Linked DNA regions of Homo sapiens: regions 1, 2 and 4 are each linked to region 3. Evidence: chromatin contacts called from ENCODE Hi-C or POLR2A ChIA-PET data. All regions are on one chromosome and are shown on one strand. Each heading gives the region's core, a stretch centred on a gene start or an enhancer-like site at or near the end of the contact. The rest is flanking DNA. Distances are from core to core; before and after follow the strand shown. Region 1 holds the start of INIP (INTS3 and NABP interacting protein). Region 2 holds the start of PTBP3 (polypyrimidine tract binding protein 3). Region 3 holds the start of TXN (thioredoxin). Region 4 holds the start of SLC31A1 (solute carrier family 31 member 1).

Evidence for each region. A loop is a pair of places that touch in the nucleus more often than their neighbours do. ChIA-PET counts read pairs that join two places held with the same protein, here RNA polymerase II (POLR2A). Pooled maps may share reads with other maps.
Region 1: a loop to region 3 is called in a pooled map, with 16 times the contacts of the local background. The contact joins the promoter of INIP here to the promoter of TXN in region 3. A Hi-C loop is called at or near these places in 2 of 37 single-sample maps with no recorded cell type and 8 of 50 pooled maps.
Region 2: a map of gastrocnemius medialis shows a loop between it and region 3 (8-fold over the local background). The contact joins the promoter of PTBP3 here to the promoter of TXN in region 3. A Hi-C loop is called at or near these places in 1 of 168 maps with a recorded cell type or tissue (gastrocnemius medialis), 3 of 37 single-sample maps with no recorded cell type and 19 of 50 pooled maps.
Region 4: a loop to region 3 is called in a map of CD8-positive, alpha-beta T cell, with 25 times the contacts of the local background. The contact joins the promoter of SLC31A1 here to the promoter of TXN in region 3. A Hi-C loop is called at or near these places in 5 of 168 maps with a recorded cell type or tissue (B cell, CD4-positive, alpha-beta memory T cell, CD8-positive, alpha-beta T cell and 1 more), 5 of 37 single-sample maps with no recorded cell type and 16 of 50 pooled maps. POLR2A ChIA-PET finds 5 or more read pairs at or near these places in 1 of 52 experiments (PC-9).

What each region holds. Positions count from the first base shown.
Region 1 is chr9:112,716,677-112,719,440 of GRCh38, reverse strand. It overlaps INIP (INTS3 and NABP interacting protein), which reads left to right and starts at 1,324. Exons shown (of 5, transcript NM_021218.3): 1 at 1,324-1,454. RefSeq lists a silencer at 1,113-1,272 and an enhancer at 1,643-1,742.
Region 2 is chr9:112,331,948-112,334,885 of GRCh38, reverse strand. PTBP3 (polypyrimidine tract binding protein 3) reads left to right here and starts at 1,267. Exons shown (of 14, transcript NM_001163788.4): 1 at 1,267-1,416. RefSeq lists an enhancer at 223-1,193 and silencers at 943-1,262, 1,413-1,902.
Region 3 is chr9:110,255,092-110,257,791 of GRCh38, reverse strand. It overlaps TXN (thioredoxin), which reads left to right and starts at 1,285. Exons shown (of 5, transcript NM_003329.4): 1 at 1,285-1,380. The coding sequence starts at 1,357. RefSeq lists enhancers at 604-653, 694-893, 1-1,021, 1,764-2,093 and silencers at 1,034-1,273, 1,444-1,693.
Region 4 is chr9:113,220,224-113,222,964 of GRCh38, reverse strand. SLC31A1 (solute carrier family 31 member 1) reads right to left here and starts at 1,421. Exons shown (of 5, transcript NM_001859.4): 1 at 1,287-1,421. FKBP15 (FKBP prolyl isomerase family member 15) reads left to right here and starts at 1,688. Exons shown (of 28, transcript NM_015258.2): 1 at 1,688-1,774. The coding sequence starts at 1,722. RefSeq lists enhancers at 510-699, 1,540-1,649, 1,760-1,889.

The DNA.
Region 1 (2,764 bases), core at 75-2,574, 2.5 Mb before region 3:
GGATTAAAGTCAAGTCAGCAAGAACTGGTCTCAGAGGAATTCATTCCTCCAGAGCAGAGGCAATGTGTGAGATTTAAGAACTCAGGCCTTAGCATCTGGCAGATCTTTAAATTTGAATCTTAGCTCGCTACTTGACATAGAGCAAGAAACATGAGTCTCAAATATAAATCAGGGAACAGCAGGACCAGAGCTGATGCACAGGAAGCACCTCGCATTGTAGAAGGCACTCAATAGCTGCTTGGTATAGAGTAAATACATGCTTGGTTTTCAGTAAATAAATACTTGATATTGAAACGATTATTTCAGTCATTGATCCATGCACAAGAAAATTGTGCATCATAAACATTTTACTCTTGAGCAAACATCAATTATTAAAAACATATGTTCAAATTCATTATCCATTCTATTTAATTAAATGCTTGAGGCGCTTGGGGAGCTTACATTTGTGATTTAAGTCTGTGCGTTTTTCAAATGTATCTTTCGGAAGAGATTAAGACACTGCAATTTTAAGCAGGGCAGGTGGCTCACGCCTGTAATCCCAGCACTTTGGGAGGCTGAGGTGGGCAGATCCCTTGAGGCCAGGAGTTCAAGACCAGCCTGGGCAACAAAGCGAGACACTGTCACCATAAAAAATATTTTTTTAAATTAAAAAGAGTGCAATTTGAACACATGTCAATATACGATTACCTTTTAATTCAAATGTGTAGCTATCTACTGTGCTGGAATCAGGTGGGCAGCAGGTGATCCCACTAGTGGCAACTTGGTGTTCTGCGATGTGGCACATCCACTTCTTAAATGCAGATTATTGCACTGTAATAAAAATCCTCCATATTCAGTGCTTTCATTGTGTATAATTATGTAAACTGTAGACAAAAAATATTCCTGAATTTGTGTGTGTGTGTGTGTGTGTGTGTGTGTGTGTGCGGATGCGCAATCCGAGATGGTTGTTAAAGCTCGAAAGCGAGTTTAGCTTCTAGAGTCGCCCCTCCTCCGAGGCCCAGCCGAGGTGGACTCGCACCGTCGCAAGACCGGCCAGGCGGTGGCAATGAATAAAAAGCCAGTCTTGGTGCTAGGGACCCAGGTGTTCTCCGTCCCGCCCCTGCCTGGCAGCCCCGCCCCTCCCCCGCCCCGGGCCACGCCCCACCCTGGCCCAGCCCCCAAAAGTACCGTTTGCATCTCCCGTGAGCCTCTTCGACTGTCACTCTTTGGAAAAAAAAGTGACGTCTGCACTGAGGTGGCCGCTAAAGTGCGAATCACGACGGGCGGTGGCCGTTGGGTCCCGGCGGGAGGCGGGGTTTCCGCTCCCTGGGGCGCACGTCAGTCAGGAGGCGGAAGCGCAGCGGGGGCGGGAAGGTTGTAGTGCCGCGAGTTGAGCTCCTCTTGCCTAAGTGGTCGCGCCCCCTTTAAGAGCAGCGATTGTAAGGAGAGGCGGTCCCGGTGTCCTCGGGTCCCAGGTAAGTACGACAGTCTGGAGGCACCGGGCAATAGAAAAGTGTGGCTCCGGTGCTAACCTGTCGCCGCCGTCTTTGTTGCTACAGGCAGCGACCTCCCTTCCGACCTTGCCACCTAACATTTCTGGCTCCTACTTGCTTCCTTCGTCTCGTTCACAGCCCGGGCCCAGCCGGCTCTGCACATCCGTAGGCAGGGACCTTTCTGGCACGCCAGTCTACCCTGTCACAAGATGGCCCTGTTGTCCTCCAGTCCTAACCCCGCATTGCTCGCTCTGTGTTTCAGCCGCTGGAGACACCTAACGATTCATTTACTAAAAACCGGTGTCTGTTTTCTATCCCTTGTGTCTTTCCCGGGCTCCCTAGACTAAGGCATCACTCTTTGCTGCCAATGAAATCAATTCTTTGCCTCCGGCACTGTGCCCACCTTTTAAAGAGCGGGTTTGTTAAGCTTTTTTTTTTTTTAATTAATAGTATGGTTGCTTGAATAAGACTTTATTTTCCCTTCTGAAAGCAGGATTAGGGTCTTGCTCATCTTGGATCTCCCCAGGATTTAGTACGAAAGCACGAAGTTTGGAAACCAGCAGCCCAAATAATTCCTACTAGCTCTATGACCCTGGGTACGGTTTCCTCATCTATAAAATGGTGATAAATAAATAAAGGAACTAATTTCGAGCATGTTACACAGTGTATGGTGCAGAGCAGATACAGTACTCCTTTACCTTTTTTAGCTTTCAGTGTACACAGTAGTTTTTGGGTATGTGTTTTAGACGAATGCAGAGACACCATAGATGAATGATTTTTCTTCCTAGCACCATGATTATATTGACTCTATCAATTGGTTGATATATTTGGTAAATACAACCTAATGACGTTTATTAAAGACAGTAATGCTAAATGGTATGAACATCTGCAAGAATAAACAATGCCGTATTTAATTAAATGCTTGAGGCACTAGCAGAGTTTACATTTGTTTCAGTCTGTGTACATTTCAAATGTATCTTTCTTTCTTTTCTTTTTTTTTTTTTTTGAGACCGAGTCTCGCTGTCTCGCTCTGTGGCCCAAACTGGAGTGCAGTGGCGCGATCTCGGCTCACTGCAACCTCCGCCACCCGGGTTCAAGTGATTCTCCCGTCTCGCCCTCCCGAGTAGCTGGGACTGCAGGCGCTTGCCACCACACCCGGCTGATTTTTTTTTTTAATTTTATTTTTAGTAGAGACTGGGTTTCACCATGTTAGCCAGGATGGTCTCGATCTGCTGACCTCGTGATCCGCCCGCCTCGGCCTCCCAAAGTGCTGGGATTACAGGCGTGAGCCA
Region 2 (2,938 bases), core at 18-2,517, 2.1 Mb before region 3:
ACTCTACCTATTTGAAAAGTTGTATGTCAAAAATATACATAAACGGACTGAAGAATCCATTCAACAGTGACGGCTGGAACCTGATTTTCTTGTGTATTCATGCAGTGCCCGGCACATAGTAGGTTAATACTGACTGAATGATGAATGAGTCCACAGTTTAGATCTTTTTAGCAGCACCTACTGATCTGAAAGCAGGAAATTAGCAAGGATAGATGTTTGAGGTTCTTGTTAGTTGCTTTTCAAATGACGAAGCCACGGGGAGGAGCCCCGCTCTTTTTTACTCAGTAGGTTAAGAATTTGGCTTAACAGTTTAGGGGGTTACATTTTGGTGATCTGTGAGTTGAAAAAGTACTCAATTTCTCACTAAAAAGGGAAAAAAGCAAGCGTGTTGTCACTCGTTATATTATATATATACTTTTTGCTCAGACCAGAGGGAAGGGCTCTGGTGCAAACGTTTCCTGGTTGTGAAACTGTGAGCAAATCACTCTCTTTGTATATGTATTTTCATCTGAAAAAAGGGAATAATGAGTAAACTTTTAAAAAATGCTGGGAATATAGCCATTCCATGTTTGTACAATGAATTTTTCATATAAATTCAATACTAGACGGTTAGGTCGAAATGCACTCAGATACTTAAATTGTATACAAATTCCAGTCCGGGCAGCCTCTTTCACCTCATTCATCGTCCCAGCCACACCTATGGGGCTGGTGTCGGTCCCAGCGGTCGACTCCAGCGCCGGGCTGCCAGAGGCTGGTCCCTGGACGTGTCATCTACAGCCTCGCGCACCCGGGGCAATTCCACCTCGTTTCTGGGGTCCTTGTGGGACATTCCTTCCTACTCTTGGGAGTCAGGTCCCCATAGCTTTTCCTGCCGGCAGAGGGAGGCATTCAAACCTGGCAGGCCCGGTCTGCGAAGCCGGAAGGCCCGCGGGGCCGCGGGAGGGCGGGCGGGGTGCGCGGCGGAGCGGGAAGCACAAGGCGCGCGCTCCCGCGAACGCAGGAGGGAGGCTGGGGGCGCGCGCGCGCGCCGGGCCGAGGGGCCGAGAGGCGGGGTCTTACAGCGACCGCGGGAAGAGGGCGCCCCAGAGCTGAGCCGGAGGCCGGCTGCCAGCGGGGCGAGGGTGGGCGCGAGCGCAGGGGCGGGCCCCGAGGGAGGGCGGGGACGGTGAGGGGGCGGGGTCGGGCTAGGCGGGGACGCGCTCGCGGGGTGGGGAAGGCGGGGGCGCGGCGGTGGCGGGAGCGTGCCCGGTCCCCGCCCCTGTTCCCACTCTCCTTCCACCTCGGACCGGCCGGGGCTCCGCAGAGCCAAAGCTCGCTTGTCCCCGGAACCGCCCTGCTGCCGCCGCCTGCTTCCTCTGCTCGCGGTTAGCCCGTCAGTCCCTGCTCTGTGCGCGCCTCCATCTGGGCCATGGATGGGTAAGTACTAGGCGGCGCGGCGGCCGCACCGGGTTGCCTTGGCGCCGCTTCCACCCGGCTCTCCGCGGGACGCGTAAGGGCTGGGGAGCAGTGCGCGGCGCCGGCGGCCGGAGGAGCGGCCCCGGCCAAGCCCGACGGCGGGGCTTCCGGGCGTCTCGGTGGGGATCCCGGAATCGCGGAGTTGCCGTCCGCCGCAGGCTCTCCTTTCCCCACGCGGCGCCCCGGACACGTCCGCTGCTTCCTAGCCTTACTCGACACACCCGGGAGCAGAGGAAAGCCCGGTCCGGCCGCGGTGCCGAGGTCCGCCCTCCGCGCCCCGAGTCCGGGGAGCCCAGCTCGGCCTCCCGACACTTCCTCTCAGAAAATGGTGCGCGGCGCTGGGGGAGGCGGAGGCGGCGCGCGGGGCGGGCGTCCTCCTGCCGGGGGAGTTGCTGTTTACCGGCGAGGTGGGGCGAGCGGCCGACGGCGGGTGCACGCGTCGGTACACGTCTGGGCGGCGACCTGGTCGCAAGCCATGGTCCCACGCGGGGTCCCAGGGCCGCCGCGGGACTTGGCCGAGGTCTCCCGACTTGTGCTGTGAGATACGTTAACGCTTTCTCGACACCAGGGGTCTGGACTTAGTGACCATGGACGCTTCCCCCTCACCTTTCTCTCTCCCCAAGAAACTTAATGAATTATCTGCCCGTGTATGTAAAATATGATGTACGAGCGATTTTCGGGGGCATTTCAAATGCTCAAAAATTTAATGGGGGTCCGTGACCAAAATAAAAAGATTTAGAGTCTATGTATATAAACTGTTCTCTGGGGACTCAGGGATATGGGGTGGGACTTGACATATTTTGGTAATTAAAGTAACAACTATGTTAGGATTTTGGTGAATTAATTGAAGGTTGTAGTATCTGTACCTACGGATTAAAAAAAAATCTCCAACTCGGTTTATTCCCATTATGTATTTGAGGTTTTTTTTAGCTTGTTACCTACTTTTGATGACAAGATTTCTGTGAGGTTGTGGAATATATGCAACTTGCTAGAACAGTAAAAGTCGTTCACATGTTGCCATACAGTTGATGATATGCTATTTGAAGATGAAATCTTCCAACAGCTTTTGACCTCATTAGATTTCATTTATTTTAGTTTCACAATATTAAGTGTATATGACATTTCGGATTGATTCATTTGAATGCAGATTGCACACTGCTACAGACATCAAAGTGGAGTTTTAGATTTTATTCATGATTGTGATGTTCTTTATTTTTATTTGATTGAAGCTTCAAAAAATTTCTTAAAATTATAACTTTTTTGGGTACACAGTAGGTGTATATATTTTGGGGGGGAATTGAAGCTGTTTTTATTGTTTGATTGAAGTTTCTTCGAGAACATTGTTGAAAACTTATTTCACATTACCTTATTCAGTTGCATTTTATATGTTGAAAAATTTTGTGGTCGTAAAGATTTGTGTCACTAATATTTTGGTTCAGGCAGGCTGTGAATTTAGCATTTCATTATGTGTAGTTAATTGTCT
Region 3 (2,700 bases), core at 36-2,535:
CTCTGTCTGAAAGAGTGAAAGAAGGAAGCCAGGGATTTCAGGGGGCAGCCAGGCAGCAGTATCACCACCCCTAGGCAATCACACCTAGTTGCAGCTTCATCGGGAACAGCTCAGCTCTGAAAACACAGACCTGGGACTCTCCCTCCCAGCCTTCTAGCTCTCGTTCCTGTGAGCAGCTTTTCAACCTCCACTTCCAGCCGCTGACAGGCCCTCCTGGCTCCACAAGGCCAGCTAACATACCCACCTTCCACAATCCCCAGCCCTGCCAGACATAACCTGCAACAGGCATTCCTGGATCAATGCAAACTCCGACTTCTGTTCCAGGAGTCTGCCTCTGTTAGAAGAATCTCACACAAGTGTGCGTGCTGTGCCATTGTAAATGCTGTATAAGGTGGCCAGGCCCAATCAGTCCCTGCAAGACACCGAACAGTAAGAACTATCTATGGAGTGTTTACTATGTGCCAAGCACCGTCCTTTGCAAGCACTATTAACCCTCAAAATACCACCACCGTGAGATTGAGACCATCATGATTCCCGTTCTACAGAAGGAAACACTGAGACTTCAGGAGGTCAGGACCTTTCCAGGGTCACAACTGCGTAACTAAGTTGCAGAGCTCAACCCAGTGGCACTTCCATCTCACACGCAGCTGTCTGATGGTCAAGAGCCCAACCAGTCCCCCGGTCGTTTCTACCGCACTAAACCGCTGTGTCAAGCTGGAGCAGCGGGCTCAGCAGTGAAAATGAAAGAACAGAAGGAGGTTACAGAGAAGAGAACGGTCACGGTAAATTCCGGAGAGGAGGCAAGGACGTACACACCGAGATACTTCCCGGTCACCGTTACTCAGCACTTTGTGGGGTTCACGTGGCTGGGGGGGCCGGGGCGTGGCGGCCCTTTTCGAGGAATCCAGCCCTGCCTGGGCGGTCCCCATCTCGAGCGTGGGCGTGTTCGATTCAGGCCCGGCGGACGCATCCCCAGGTGACCCGGGAGGGACCTTGTGTCTCTGGGGGTGACTGTCCGTCTCCCCGCCTCCCACCGTCACGCGCAGTGCTGATCCCCACTTCCAGCTGGAGTGCGAGCTGGGCTTGGGGTTACAGGAGCCGAAGCCCTGGAGCTCCGCCCCACGCTTGCGCCAGCCCCGCCCCGATCCCGGCTCGCAGGCTCCAGGGGCGGGGCGTGGCCGGGGCGCAGCGACGGGCGCGGAGGTCCGGCCGGGCGCGCGCGCCCCCGCCACACGCACGCCGGGCGTGCCAGTTTATAAAGGGAGAGAGCAAGCAGCGAGTCTTGAAGCTCTGTTTGGTGCTTTGGATCCATTTCCATCGGTCCTTACAGCCGCTCGTCAGACTCCAGCAGCCAAGATGGTGAAGCAGATCGAGAGCAAGGTACGCGCTACCGGGGAAGGCCAGGGTGCCGGCGCCGCGCGCGGCCTCTGTAACTGGGGAAGGCGGTGGCGGGAGGTGGGGAAGGCGGTGGCGGGAGGTGCGGAGGCCGCCCCTCCGCATCGCCAGGGGAAAGGGACGCGGCGTCTCGGCCTGGGACTGCGGGAAGCAGCGGCCTGGGCGCGCCCGAGGCGGTGGAGCCTGCCCTGGAGGAAGGGAGGAGAAGGACGAGGGTCCCCTGGAGGGCGGAGTGGCGGTGCCCAGCGTTTCTCGCACCCTGTTCCTCGGGGGATTGCACGCACGCGGGGAGCGTCCGGGGGATGTGAGAGCGCAGACAGCGTGAGGAGTCCCCACGCTGCGCCTCCTGCACCCTCCCGTCCGGGCAGCCCCGACTGGAGGAAGATGAGGGAATGGAAGGGGTCCGCCCTTGGCCCCCCATCTGTATCCAGATTCAGGCCCCAGGCAAGGATAGGGAGGGCCCTTGCAGAAGGCACGGGTCGGTGGCCGCCGCTGCCTTTCCGTATGTGAAGTGATCCACCCGCAGCGGGGGTAGTGATCTCCCTTTGGGAGCGGGTCTAGGCCGGAGACCCCCGCCTGCCTCCACCCATGCCCGACCCCAAAGGTGACGCGTGCTGTATCCGCACTAAGGGGGCGGATTGCGGCTGGAGACCCCCTGGCACGTGCAGGTCTGTCCAGGAGGCCCGAGGGCCCCAGGTGACCGCGAGGAAGTGAGGTCCGGGCCGCGCCCACGGGACTCCTGTGGCGCAGGGCGCGTTTCCGGCAGCAGTGGCTTTGGAATGACTGAGTCCCCAAGGTTGGGCCCGGGGGCCTCGGCTGCCCTGCCCGTCCATGATTCACCCTCAGTCGGTGGGTTTTGCTGGAGCCAGGGTTCCTCCTGGGAGCAGCCGCGCCCTGCTGCCTGCTCGCCGACCTATCGGTATCCCGATCGTTGTTTTGTCCTCTTAAAAATGCCCAAGGCGAAACAGCCTTCCCATGTTTGAAAGTTATTGCAAGCCTAAAACCTTGTAGACTGGGAAACCCAGAGCCTAACGCGCAGTGTCTAGTCCAATGTAGCCACTCCAGAAATATTTGTTAAATGCAGCGTCAGAAAAGTGAGTGGAGGAAATTGATACTGCTCGAACGGTAGAAGACCCCTCGCCAGCGCCTACCCTGCGATTACCCCTCCCTACCTGCGGGAAGCAGAGGAGGGCGGGTCCTCGCCCGCCTCGGGTGCCCTGACCTGTTTGGTGCCGGGTGGGCTTCGGAAACAGAAGTGTGTCTGCAATGTGTCCCCGATCCTTTTGTTCCTTTGATTATTATTGA
Region 4 (2,741 bases), core at 172-2,671, 3.0 Mb before region 3:
ACCATAGATAATGTAAGCCAGGGGCTAGCAAGCTCTTTCTGTTAAACATTTAGATGTTTCAGTGCTGCAATCACAGTGACCGGTGTTGGGGAGAGGGATTAGAAAGTGCCATGGTACTTAATCCAGTTACTCCCCCAACACCTCCAAGAGGTAGCCAAGTTCACACACTAAACAGAGCTACTGCAACAGTTCTAGTGCTAGTCCTTAGATTCTAGTTCCAGTTCCGGTTCTAGTGCTTAGATTCCAGTTGCATCATTCCAACTGTGAGCCTTCGCTGCTTTAACATCTTTGCCAGGAGGTGCAAAGTTCTCTGGGAGGGAGCTACCAATCATTTCATTTCAATTTCATACTGACAGATTGAAACATTCACGTAAGGGACACCTGTAGTACCAACCTGACTGTGAGGGGAAGCCCAAGAACTCCAGTGAGTCTGTGGACGCTACGCTGGGACACTATCTCCTTAGCCACACCTTGTCTAAGCCAGGACTACCCCAGGATTGTTTCGAGAATGATACCAGGTTAACCAAAGAAATACTTATGTAAGATACAGATAGGGTGGAAACTGGAGGCAGAGGAGTCCGCCACAATTGATGTTGATTTAGGGCTGTCGCAGGAAGACCCAGGGAAACCCACGCCAAAGTTGGGGTGGGGATGTGTCTGCCTCCAAAGTATCCTCCTTTCCATCACCCACCGCCAGAATATCTTAGCTCTTCTGCACCTCATCCGCGTAGAATACAGGTGGACTCTAGAAAGGGGACTTTCCTCGAGGTGTATGCTACAGTCTTTCAATAGTCACTCTGTAAGGGCACACAGTGCTTAAGGGCTGATAAGGTTCTTGTTCACCCACTAGCTCACTATGTCCTGAATCAAAGGACGAGGAATCCAGTCTCAGTCTGCCCTTTACTCTTTGTGACCTCGGACTAGTCACCCGGGTGCTTAGTTCCTTCGTCTCCCTATCTGTAAATTCTGAGATTACGAGGAGGCCGGGATTGAAATCCATGGCCTCTGAGCTCTAAAATCTTCTGGACCAGCAGGCACATGGAAGAACTGGACAAATGGCCGGTTGCATACACGGGGAAACTGAGGCACCGAGCACCCCGGCCCAAGGTCACTCTGGCTATGCCACTGCAGGGGCCGGGCCGAAGCCCCAGTCTTTAACCCTCCAGTCCCGAGCTCTTTCTCCTTCCGCGGAGCTGAGGAAAGCGGCGAGGAAGGTCCTTGTCCCGCTGGGAAAAGGACGGTACCCATGCACAGGGGTGCGAAAGAGGGGCCGAGAGAAGCCTTACCTTTCCAGGTCAAGTCCAGCCACTAGCACCTCTCTCTCCGAATCTTAACCCGTCACCCCCTCACGACTCTTCGAACGGCCCCTCCACTTCTACCCGGCTCGACGTGTCCACCACCGCCACCGAGGCCGAGGATTTCCCGCCCCCTCCCGCCCCCTAGCATTACCGACCAATCCCTGCAAGGGGCTGTGAAGCTCCGCCCCGCTGCGGGCTGGAGAGGCCTGACGTCACTCGGCGCTCGTGCCCGCGCGAGCCTCTCATTTGCCTTTGCCCCACCTTCTCCAGAGCCCAGTCTACTTTCGGTCCAGAGACCGTGCTGGAGTTCGCCCTGCCGGAAAGCAGCACGCCGCCGCGGCATTTTACGACGTCGGCGGTGACAGGCCCTGGGACTCTGGGAATACCCAGCTTCCTCCCCGCAACCCGGTGAAAGCCAACGCAATGTTCGGTGCGGGGGACGAGGACGACACCGATTTCCTCTCGCCGAGCGGCGGGTGAGTGACTGAGAAGTATGCGCTGGAGGGCGTGGCTGAGAGATACCGGCGGATTGTTGGAGGGGGGTCGATCTCTTCTCAGGCCTTTTCCCAACTTCCGGGGGGAGACCCTTGCCACATTCCGGTGCTCTACACCTCTCAGAATCTGGGCAGAACTTGCAACTGTGCTGACCCTGCCGATCTGAGGTTCGGGACCCGGCATCTCTCTTGGCGGGAAGATAGCCCTGGGTTTGCCTTTTGCATTCTGGGTCACAATTTCTCCGGTGAAATGGGAATGATTGCTGATGAGACTTCCTGCCTCAGAATTTTTATAGGAGTCAGCTGGGGCTGATGTGAGACTTCTTTTCTCCATGGAGAAGGCGAAGACACTTTAGAACCAGGCCTTGGTGGGTCAGCTCTAGCATTCTTCAAGGCCCAGCTCGGATGTCACGTTTTGGATGCTTTTCCTTCTGCAACCTCAGGCAGAATGAATTGCTTTCTCTTCCTTATTCCTGCAGCTAGGTGTGTTTGCCTCTATTCTTATACCCCGCACCTATTAGATTATGAGTCCTCACCGGACAGGGACTGCTTATGGTGTTCATTTCTGTCTAGCATGCAGCATGGTACCTAGCACATAGTGAGTGCTCAGGAAGTGGCTGTTGAATGAATAATAGCTGCGAAATTGCACTTTGTAAAGCTTAAAGCTTAAAACCAACGTAACAGACTTCTGTCATTCTCCAGTTTCCCCAAGCATTATATTAATATATACCAGCCTGGAATAGAAATCTTTAAAGAGAGGAAGGGTTTTGTCTCTTTTAGTAGTCAGTTTAGCCTTTTCCATTGTGTTGTGCCAGTGGACAGCTTGACTTCCTCCAAACTTGTGAGCTACCAAGCTCTGATCATTGCAGAGCTTTTCTTTGAACATATGCTTAACAAATTTTGTGCGTGCTGAAGAATGTACTGGAAAAATGACAAATGCACCACATAT